2 separate regions of the Homo sapiens genome follow, and region 1 is linked to region 2. Evidence: chromatin loops called from intact Hi-C (ENCODE). Cell type or tissue: CD14-positive monocyte. All regions are shown on one strand.

Evidence for each region. A loop is a pair of places that touch in the nucleus more often than their neighbours do. Peaks named below come from ENCODE experiments on the same cell type or tissue, not always from the same donor. Only the 100,000 strongest peaks of a DNase experiment are listed, where the experiment ranks them.
Region 1: a loop joins it to region 2, with 11 times the contacts of the local background. A loop is called at or near these places in 2 of 110 quality-filtered maps.

The regions. Positions count from the first base shown.
Region 1 is chrX:153,792,186-153,797,185 of GRCh38, reverse strand. It overlaps IDH3G (isocitrate dehydrogenase (NAD(+)) 3 non-catalytic subunit gamma), which reads left to right and starts at 2,811. Exons shown (of 13, transcript NM_004135.4): 1 at 2,811-2,940. The coding sequence starts at 2,860. SSR4 (signal sequence receptor subunit 4) reads right to left here and starts at 2,518. Exons shown (of 6, transcript NM_006280.3): 1 at 2,432-2,518; 2 at 634-752. The coding sequence starts at 2,498. RefSeq lists enhancers at 2,562-2,821, 2,721-3,448 and a silencer at 3,112-3,261. In CD14-positive monocyte, no CTCF peak of the experiment used is centred here; a DNase peak (open chromatin) is centred at 2,675; H3K4me3 peaks cover 3,408 bases; H3K27ac peaks cover 3,902 bases.
Region 2 is chrX:152,956,162-152,961,161 of GRCh38, reverse strand. It overlaps ZNF185 (zinc finger protein 185 with LIM domain), which reads right to left. Exons shown (of 25, transcript NM_001395254.1): 19 at 1,266-1,463. Among named protein-coding and RNA genes, the nearest start is that of PNMA5, 35 kb to the left of the region's middle. RefSeq lists enhancers at 1,814-1,943, 1,954-2,003. In CD14-positive monocyte, a CTCF peak has its summit at 2,084 (motif pointing left); a DNase peak (open chromatin) is centred at 2,211; H3K4me3 peaks cover 668 bases; H3K27ac peaks cover 937 bases.

The sequences.
Region 1 (5,000 bases), 840 kb before region 2:
CAAAAGGGCTGAGTGATTTCCTGAGTCTACAAGGGAGGTGCTGGGGTCAGGGGTGCCCAGTGGGCTGCCCAAGGGGTGCTTTACCCTAAGAGGGCCATACCCAAAAAAGGCCCCATTTCCTTCTTTGGACTTATGGGAACTTAGCTGGGCATGGTGGCGAGCACCTGTCATCCCAGCTACTTAGGAGACTGAGAGGAGAATCGCTTGAACCCGGGAGGTGGAGGCTGCAGTGAGCCAAGATCGTGCCAATGCACTCCAGCTGAGGCAACAGAGTGAGACCCTATCTCAAAAAAACAAACAAAAAACAAAAACAAAAACAAAACACCCACACAGACAAACTGGCCAATGGCAACCGGGGTGGGCTGACTCCTGGCCCTTTCTCCCGGTCCAGATACTCATTCAGGAAACAGCGGGTGGTGAGCCCAGGGTTACCTCGTGTAGGCACAGCACACAAAGCAGGTGAGGAAGGTGACCTGTCAACACTGGCTAGGATCTGGCATCACCGTGCCCTGATCTCTCCGGCACCCCAAGAGTTGGAATCTTGATTCTCCCTCTATCGACACAGGTCCCCCATCAACTAGCAGTGAGGAGCACCCCCCACCCGCCCTCCTGTCTGAAACCCCACTGTCTCACCTGGACCCTGTTCTTGCATGTCAGGGAGATCTCCACAATGAAGACGGTCTCAGTGGAAATGACAGCGTCAGAAGTGGTGTAGTAGGAAGGGGTGATCTGGGGCTCCAGGCAGGCCTCGGCTGCGGGGAAGAGGGAGAGATGCCTGGGTAAGGCCAGCTCGAGTATCCCGGTCTGAGGGCAGGATGGCCCGGCCCTGCCTCATAGCACGGATCAGCTGGGGACCCATGCGCTCTTCCTGCCCCTTCCAGGTGGGATATGCGAGACAGATCCAAGTGCTCGGTCACAAATGCAATGGCAACGTAGGCGGGATGGCTGTGAAGGAAGGCTGGGGAGGGGCAAGGCCGGCTTTCTGGAGGTGTGCAGGAAGAGCGAACTGGGGACAGGTGGGGGCTGGATTCACTGGACAATACATGCCAACACTTGGACCTATGACACGGAGGCCCGGGGGCCACGCCAGCCTCAATTCAGAGCCACAAACGGCCTGGACGAGTTACTGAAGGCATCCTCAGCAGAGACATCGGGGGTGGGGGCTGCAGGCAGGCAATGCACTGGGGCTTTCAAGATGAGAGAAAGGGTCTCTGCCCCCGGCCAGTTGACAGAAGGTGAAGACTGGCCCCAGCGTTTCCTGAAGAAGTAAACGGGAGAGACTCTGGTTCCAGAAGCACAACTTGTTAGCTGTGAGAGAAAGGACCTTGCCTTAGCCTTCTCCATAACCAGAGGCCCAAAGGAAAGGAAGGCTGCCGCCTACATCAGAGGGTGTGAAACAAAGGCTCCCCAAAGTGGGAATGTTCTCAGCCACCCGCTGTCCAAATGTGGTGCCCTGGCAGAACGATGGCTTCAGCAGAGGACGTCAGAGAAGGCTCTGGGTCTGGACCACAGGAGGCAGATCCCTAGGAACAGCGTGGAGGCAGTTCTCAGGGGCTAGATCCCGCCAGCCCTTCTGTGTCCTGCCTAAGTTGGGCCTGCTTCCTGTGGCGCAGGGGAGCCCCCGAAGGGTTTTATGGCCAGGCTTGTCCTCTGGATACGTCCCTGACTATAGTTCAGGGAATTCCTGAGGGGCAGATGAGGAGTGTGCGGAAAGGGAGGCCAGTTAGGCTGCCAAAACGTTGCAGGCAGCAAGGCTACTGGCCTGAAGGACGGCAGAAAAGGGAATGTGGAGAAAGCCGCCCCTGTCCAGTCCTGGCCCCCGGGCCCGGGGCTGGCTGCTGCAGCCACCTCCTAAACACACTCTGGAGTTCAGACCTCAGCCCCTCACGAATGCAAATCGACGGGACCCCTGGTCGGCTCTGCCGAAAACTCTGGTAAGGGTAAGGCAGGGCCCTCCGGAAAAGCCAGTCTTCGGCCTGGCACTCAAGGCCCTGCGCACCTTTGGCTCCCCATCTAACTCGCCCCGCTCTTGCTCCCTCTCCTCACTGAGGTCCCTTCCTAGCTTATGTGGCTCCTCCAGCCCCGTTTTTGGCCGCGATCGCTCAGCGCTACAGAGCTTCGCTCCGGTCCGACCCCGCAGGGAGCGGGAGCCGGGACATGTGTCACGTTCCGTGCTGCAGCTTGGGGGCCGGGCGCACCATGGAGGCTCGGGGACTCCTCTTCGTATGGGCAGACAAGGAAAAGCCTGGCTGCCGGTAAACGTGCGCGAGGTGCTTTGGTCCCCCCGTCCCAAGGCCGCCTGCCTCTCGGGGGAAGGCCCGGCCCGCAGCGACGGACCCTGAAAGGCCGGACCCCCGCATCCCTCCTGCCCCCAACACCACCTGCCGTGGGTCAGAGGCTCGCAAGAAAGAAGCCCCGGCTGGGCCGCTACCTGAGCAGCGGGAGAGGCTGGACAGCAGGAGCAGCGCCAGGGCGCCGAGAGATGCCATCGCCGCCATCGCCTCTTCTCTGCCTAGAGGAAAAGAAAACGAGCTCCCATGAACACGAGGGGCAAACGAGGAAGAGCGACGCGTAAGTGGCAGCGGCAGCCAATCGCGCACCGAACGGCTGGGCCGGCATTGTGACGTCTCTGGCAGCACTGACGTGGCCCCTCCCTGAGCCAGGGGCCCAGCTGGTCGCGGTCCCCCCCTCAACATGGCGGCAGCGGTGCTCTAGGCGCCGGAAGGGGGCGTGAATCGGTGCGACCGCGCGCGTGCGCAGTACCGGGTCCGCGCCTGTCCCCGAAACTTCGCACCCCGTCGAACTCTCGCGAGAGCGGTATCTGCGTGTCGGGACGTGCGGAGGCTCTCACTTTCCGTCATGGCGCTGAAGGTAGCGACCGTCGCCGGCAGCGCCGCGAAGGCGGTGCTCGGGCCAGCCCTTCTCTGCCGTCCCTGGGAGGTGAGCAGGGAAAGAGCCACGGGACCGCGGCAGCGGTCGCAGGGGAGCGGTGGGGTAGCCGCACCCGAAGCAGTCTGGAGTCCGATTGGCTAGGGGCCCCACCAGGGGCGGGGAAAGGGCTTCGCGCCGGGGTTGATTGGCCGCCTCCGCTGTCACTGAGGGGATTGGCCGAAGTTGGCCCTGGACCGGCTCCCCCAGGGGGTCTGCATCGGGTGGCGGGGGGCCCTCCGGACGGGCCGGGAGAGTGGGCCACGGCGGCTGTCACCTCCTTAGTGTCCTTGAAGGAGCCCTTCTGAGGCAGTCACTCACGTATCCCGGCCCGCCTTTCTCAAACCGCTTCGGGAATCCGGTTCCGGGACTCAAATTTCTCCACGGTTTCCTCTCTCGTGGACCGCTTTGCCACCTATCCCGGTGGCAAAGAACCGGACTTTGCCAGTCATCCCCCATAGTCCCCCAGTCTTAGAGCCCCAGATGCCTTCCCCTCGAGGCGCCTGGAATGGGAAGGAGCTAGGGTTTCTGAGGCTGCGGGGGTTTTGCTTCTGCTCTTCTCCGTGTGCGGTCTTGCGTATTCAGGTCCGAGTCTTCTTTCCTTACACTTATTTAAGAAGAGGTTAATTTAGGTCCTAGGTGGGCTGGAAACCATCTGAAGCAGCTGCCAGCCAGCACCTGGCCCTGATGGGTAAGAGGTTTGACCTCTAGGCCATGCTCCCACACTGAGCCACTGCGTGGCCTTAGGCCATTTCCTCCTCTCTCTGGGTTCTAGTTTCCCCTTTGGAACCCAGAGGGGAGGAGACTTCATGTTCTCAAAGGATCCTGTCAACTCTGACCTTCCAGAACTCCGTGACTTTGCGGCCACTCCCCAGGGACATCTCTACTTGCCATGTTTTCTCCTTCTGACCTCTGGGGGAGACTGCTTGTGCCTAATGAAATTCTCTTGACGATGCTGACTTCTCCCACCTTGCTGCTGAAAGGACGGCAGTATATAGTGGCTTTCCAGAGGCTCTGATGGCTCCAGCAACTGGGCTCCTGTAGGCTCTTGGTGAAGACATGTGTGCCTCCTCCCTGACCTCCCCTGTGTGTGTGCCTGTGTGTGCGTTGGGGTGGGAGTAGGGGACAGTGAACGGTGGGTAGCTGGGCAGTGCCTTGCCCTGAGACTGACCGTCCTGGGTGTGAGAACCCTTACAGAGGAACCCCAGGTCTTGAATCCCACTGATTTGGACGCCATAGGAAAACATGCAGCCACCATTGACACATGGTCCAACAGAAATATGCCAAAGACAGAAGCCTCAGCAGGCATAAGATGTGGGGTGTGGATGTTCTTTCTTTCCATGGAACCATGAAAGGGTGATGGGAGAGCGGGAGGCGTGTACATATTGCATCCTGCCTCACACTTGGCTCCTTTGATTGGTGGCTTCACAGGGAAGTCAGGGCACAAGGCAGAGCCTTTGCGACCTCCTGAAGGAAGGTGCCTGCATCTGTACAGTAAGGTCAGGGAAGTCCATCTGGAGCGCTCTCTGGGTCTTTTGCCAAAGCCCAAAGGAACACCTGGCACAGGGACCGGGTGGCAGAGAGGTTCAGCTCAGCCCTGGTGGTGATGTTGCCATCTGTGAGGGAGGTCCATGCTCTCAGGAGATTGGCTTGCTGCCACAGCTGAAGCCCAGGAGGAACTACTGCTGGGAGCTGCAGGGGTCCACCCGTGACCTCCCAGGGACACCAGCCTTGAACTCTGACCTGAGGGGCCAGTGGGGTGAAGGGGCAGGCGTGCTGTGTGGCACTAGCTACTGTGAGCAGCTCACACACCTCCTGTCCCCTAATCTTTCCAACAGTCACGGAAAGTAGGTACCTCCGTTCTGTGAATTTCAGATGAGGCCATGAAGCCATCTCAAGAAGAGTGGATGGTGGATTTGGACCGAGGCCTCCCTAGTCTCCAGATCTTTTTTCATTTTCTGATGTGCTTGTTCACTCAGGAAATGTTCCTTATGTGCCAGCTCTGGGCCAGGTACTGTGCTGGGTCCTAGGGTGACAGTATTGGACCACACTGACTTGGCCCCTCCTCTCGG
Region 2 (5,000 bases):
GGAAGCTGGTCAAGGGAATGACCTGGAACTGGGAGACAGAGAGAGCACAGAGATCACAGCAAGGCAATGGGTCAAAATCAGTTAAGTGGACAGGACGATCGCCACAAAATACCAGAAATAAGGACATCTTGAAAATGCAGCCAGTCCTGCCTCGAACTGGAAGCCTCTACCACATGTCCTGCCAGTGCAAGAGCCAATAGGTGGGTTCCCAGTGACCAAAGCTGGATGTGAGAGCCAGAAAATTCTGTCACAGAGAGGGAGATGAAGTTCACCTGGCAGGAATGGGTAAAATGTCATCAAATCATGGCATTCTCTCCTGCCCTCTAGGCCCTGCCCATGTTGCAATGGCTGTGAAGCACTTCCTGAGACCACACTGTTTCCAGTTCAACAACTCCAGTTTTCCATGGATTTTTGGAAATGACAATTGACAGAATGTTTCAGGATGATATAAAATCTGATACTAGATTGCCTGTAAAAACATTTTCAAAACTCAATTATTTTCAAATGTGAAAAAATATGCTACAAGTCACCTAGGATTTCAAAATTGGGAAAGTTCTTACAGCTACCACAAACATCACAATTGGGTGTGGATCCACACTGATCTACAAAGGCCAGAAGCCAGGAAACTACCACTTTGGGAGACCTGAGCTGCTCACAGAAAAGCACAAGCATCTGGTGTTGTCTGTTCCCTAGTACCTGGCTGTTCCTTGGTTCTTGGTCTCTCTCAGAAAATTCAGAGCCCCTGTTTCCTCAGGCTACTGCTGCCAACTTCTTGCAATCAATGAGCAACCCTGAGTCAGCACTGTGGAGCTACATTACTGTCCAAATCCATGGCCATCCCAGTGCTGATGGCAGTGGAAGAGCTCATCCAACTGGTACAGTTGTTATTTCTGGCAGTGAATCACATCCACACCATGGCACACCTTGCTCAGAGAGTTTCCATCTCCATTAACAGAAAAAGCAACCTATATCCCTCCCCTGACCCAGGTTTCCAGGTTCGAACTGGCTGCCAGACAACCTGGTTCTCTGTGCATCCTTTCTGTGCCAGACTTAGTCTAACAGATTTGATGCTATGGCTCCAAGCTGAAACCCATGAATATCTACCCCTGAGATGCTGGTTTCTCTCCTTCCCTCTGGCTCCTAACCACACTCACCTGCAGAGGATAAACAGGCATGCCTAGTGTGTGGGGGTTTGTCCTGGGTTGCTGCCCTGGACAAAAACACTGGCTCTAGCAGGTAAGGTCCCAGTGCAGTTTGGCTCGTACCTGCTGGTGCAGCTCTCTCGTCTGACGAATTGCTCAGATCCGCTGGGGCTGTTCTGCTGTTCTGGGGTACTGGGATCTGCAGGTTGCTGAGTGGGTACAGCTGGGTCTCCTTGGCCACCTCTTGGGGCTCCAGGCCTGTCCTGCCAGGCCTCTCCGACCTTGGTGGCCACATCCTTCCCCTCAAAATCAGTCAACACGCTGAGGAAGAATAAGACCCTTATGAAGTGAGTGCCCTGAGACTAGACTTTGTTCTCCCATGGCAGGTAGGCTGGCTGTCATGTCTCGTGGACTTGGAGGGACTCATCTCCCCAAGAGTGGGGCAGACAGGAAGGAGGCACAATCCCCACCCCAAGGAGCAGTCAGTCTCCTCCTCAGTAGGACCCCCGCAGTGCTGCTCCTTTCTGACAAGGGCAAAGTCACCTGACGACTTCAATGAGGTGTTAAAAGACATCGTCTTCTGGCTGGAAACACACTGGTATTCTTGTCCCCATCCTCCCACTGCCATCTCTCCTTTCTCCAGTTCTTTCCCGCCTCCGGCCTCTCTAGGAAGACCTAAGCCATTCAGCCTTCTTCCCTGACCATGGTGCTCAAGACCTGTGCGCTGGCCAGGCTCATCAAATACCCGGCAGTCTAGGGAGGAGCTTCTCCCCCAAGCTACCCTGGAGGGCTCGGTAGGGGCAAGGGTAGGGGAGTGCGCACGTGTTGGTCACCAGATTCCCAAATCCGCTGTTGACCCCACAAAGGGGGGAAGGGCCAGGAGAATCCAAAATTTCTTAGGCGGGGCCATTATGAGAACCCTAGACCCATTTGTGATCCTCGAGCGCCATCTGGCGGCAGGAACCGGGACTGCTGCAGAAAAAGCCTCTCCACGGTCGATCTCGCCCAAAACAACCATTTTCTTTGTTGATCGTCTCATTTCCCGGCGAGCACCGCAGGCAGAGTCTGCGGCTGCAGGAAATGGCGGCACGCGCAGGCGTACTCACGCCGGCCGCACCCCGGCCTGTGCACGCACGATCTCAGCGCGCGTGCGTGCACCCGCCCACTTATCGTTGTGACCGCGTAGTTTTCACATGTGGAACCTTCTTGTCTTCTTTATTGGAAGTAGTCATAGCTATTCCTGGAAAGCAATAGCATTTTCATCCCCTGCCCCCCTTTTTTTTTTTTTGAGACGGAGTTTCGGTCTGTCGCCCAGGCTGGAGTGCAGTGGTGTGATCTCGACTCACTGCAACCTCCGCCTCCCGGGTTCCAGAGATTCTGGGACTACAGGCGCCCGCTGCCACGCGTGGCTAATTCTTTGTATTTTAGTAGAGACGGGGCTTCACCTTGTTGGCCAGGCTGGTTGTGAACTCCTGAACTCAGGCAATCCGCCCGCCTCGGCCTCTCAAACTGCTGGGATTACAGGCGTGAGCCACCGTGCCTGGCCATCCCTTTTTTTTTACAGATGAAAAAGTTGACATAAGGGTCCAATTTGCAACTAATAGTAGTCAAAATGGAACTTCCTTGTTCCTGCTGCAGTTCAACCTGATCAGGTGACTCCTGCTACATACACTTTTAGCGTCTCTAAACTTAGTTCCTCCCACCTAACCCCAGCTGCTTCTCTTCCCCTTCCAGCAGCCAAACTCCTTAGAAAGAGCTGTCTACGCTCACTCTTGTCACCTTTTCCTTCCTTTCTTACCATCAACATTCCATGGAACCTATTAATTGCTTCTGGAAAACTGAGTTCCTTCTGGGTTACACATTACGCCCGGGAGGCAGCAAATTCTTACAGAAATGGTGACATCTTACGAAAGATAACTTACAGTGGAACATTCCAAATGAACAACAACACACTGAAGTGCATTTTAAAAAAAAATTCTTTTGTGTTGTGGCTTGGCTCCCGGGGCAATGGTGCAGAGAGCCAGATCACCAGGGCCACTCAGGGAAAGGGAGCCCAGAAGCCTGGCATGCCAGCAAAAGGGTAAATATCTCTTCCCAGTCAGATTTCAGGCTTCTCTCTCTCTGTGCAAACTGATTGTAAAATCACTGTTTATCTCCTCTGTAAAATTTTAATTAATGCAAAAAGGAATTCTGAGGCTGTCTAGTCTTAAGCTGTAGTCAATCTGGTATATTTTGTGCTATAAAGTCGTTTTTCTGTGTCGAGGGGTACCTTAGGATAAAACATGGGCTTGGGCCCCCATAAGCTTGCTGCTCAAGATGGCCCAGCAAGCTGGTCAGTGACAAACTTTGCTGCAGGTCCCTGAAACCAACAAAAAACTGGACAAGGTCGCCATCCTGTTTTATGTCCTTGGGAGCTTGACCTTGTAACCATGTGGCAGTACTTTCTCCTTGTCTCTACCTTCCAGGGAACAGGAATTTTAGGGTTCATATCATAGTTAGTTCTAAAAATTATCTTGACTAGTTAAAAGCCTTTGCAAGCTCAAAATTAACTACTCTAGACTCCTTCTGGGCTCAGTAGTTAAGGTTTTGCCCTTTCACAGTGGCAGTCTGGGTTCGATTCCTGGCTTAGGAAATAAGTCCTTTCTGGTTTAATATCTGCATGACCTTGTCTATACCTTTCTCCTCCATGGACTGTCTTAAATTTTCCTTTGAGCACCTGGGAGTTCGAGACCAGCCTGGCCAACATGATGAAACCCCCTCTCTACTAACATACAAAAAAAAAAAAATAGCCAGACATGGTGGCACACGCCTGTAGTCCCAGCTGCTCCAGAGGCTGAGGCAGGAGAACTGCTTGAACTGGGGAGACAGAGGTTGCAGTGAGCCGAGATCATGCCACTGTCAGCCTAGGCGACAGAACAAGACTCCGTCTCAAAAAAAAAAAAAAAATTAACCTTGTAAAAAATTTTATGTATGATAATACTAAATTTAAAAGGGTATTATTAGGTTTTTCCATAAATTGAACATGGACATAAAAGCACAACAGGTTTTCTTAGAGCACTAATCTGCTCTTCAACAAAAATTGTAAAGGGTTATAAAAGGTTTATAAAATTCTTACCTTATGTTCAAACTGATTAAGATTGAATACATTTGTCTATAAGGTTTTATTTAAGAATTGGGTTTGACATCGATAATGCACTAATGCAACAGTGACATTTGGCTTATTTGGTATAAAAATCATGGGAGGCATTGTCAAAATAAAAATACTGTTTTGTTTTGTTTTGAGACTGAGTTTTGCCCTCGTTGCCCAGGCTGGAGTGCAATGGCATGATCTCTGCTCACTGCAACCTCCACCTCCTGGGTTCAGGCGATTCTCCAGTCTTAGCCTCCCGAGTAGCTGGGATTACAGGTGCATGCCACCATGCCTGGCTAATTTTTCTATTTTTAGTGGAGACAGGGTTTCACCATGTTGGCCAGGCTGCTCTTGAACTCCTGACCTCAGGTTATCCGCCTGCCTCGGCCTCCGAGAGTGCTGGGATTACAGGTGTAAGCCACCGCGCTTGGCCAATAAAAATAATGTTTAATCTTCAGGGTATATTTTTAGTGAATTATATTAATATATATTCCAAAATTATATGGGGTTTCTAAAATTCTAATATGTATATCAAGTGCAGATTATAAAAATTCAGTCATACAGGATTAATGAAAAGATCACTTAGTGAAGTGAGTAGACTCTTCGTCTAGCTCATTCTTTATTTTATTTAATTTAGGCAGTTTGTTTTATGGGGACCTCAGGTAAACAGCATACTTCAAACTCTGGGTATTATCCTACTGGTAGTCATAGTAGTCTCCCCAGTGCAC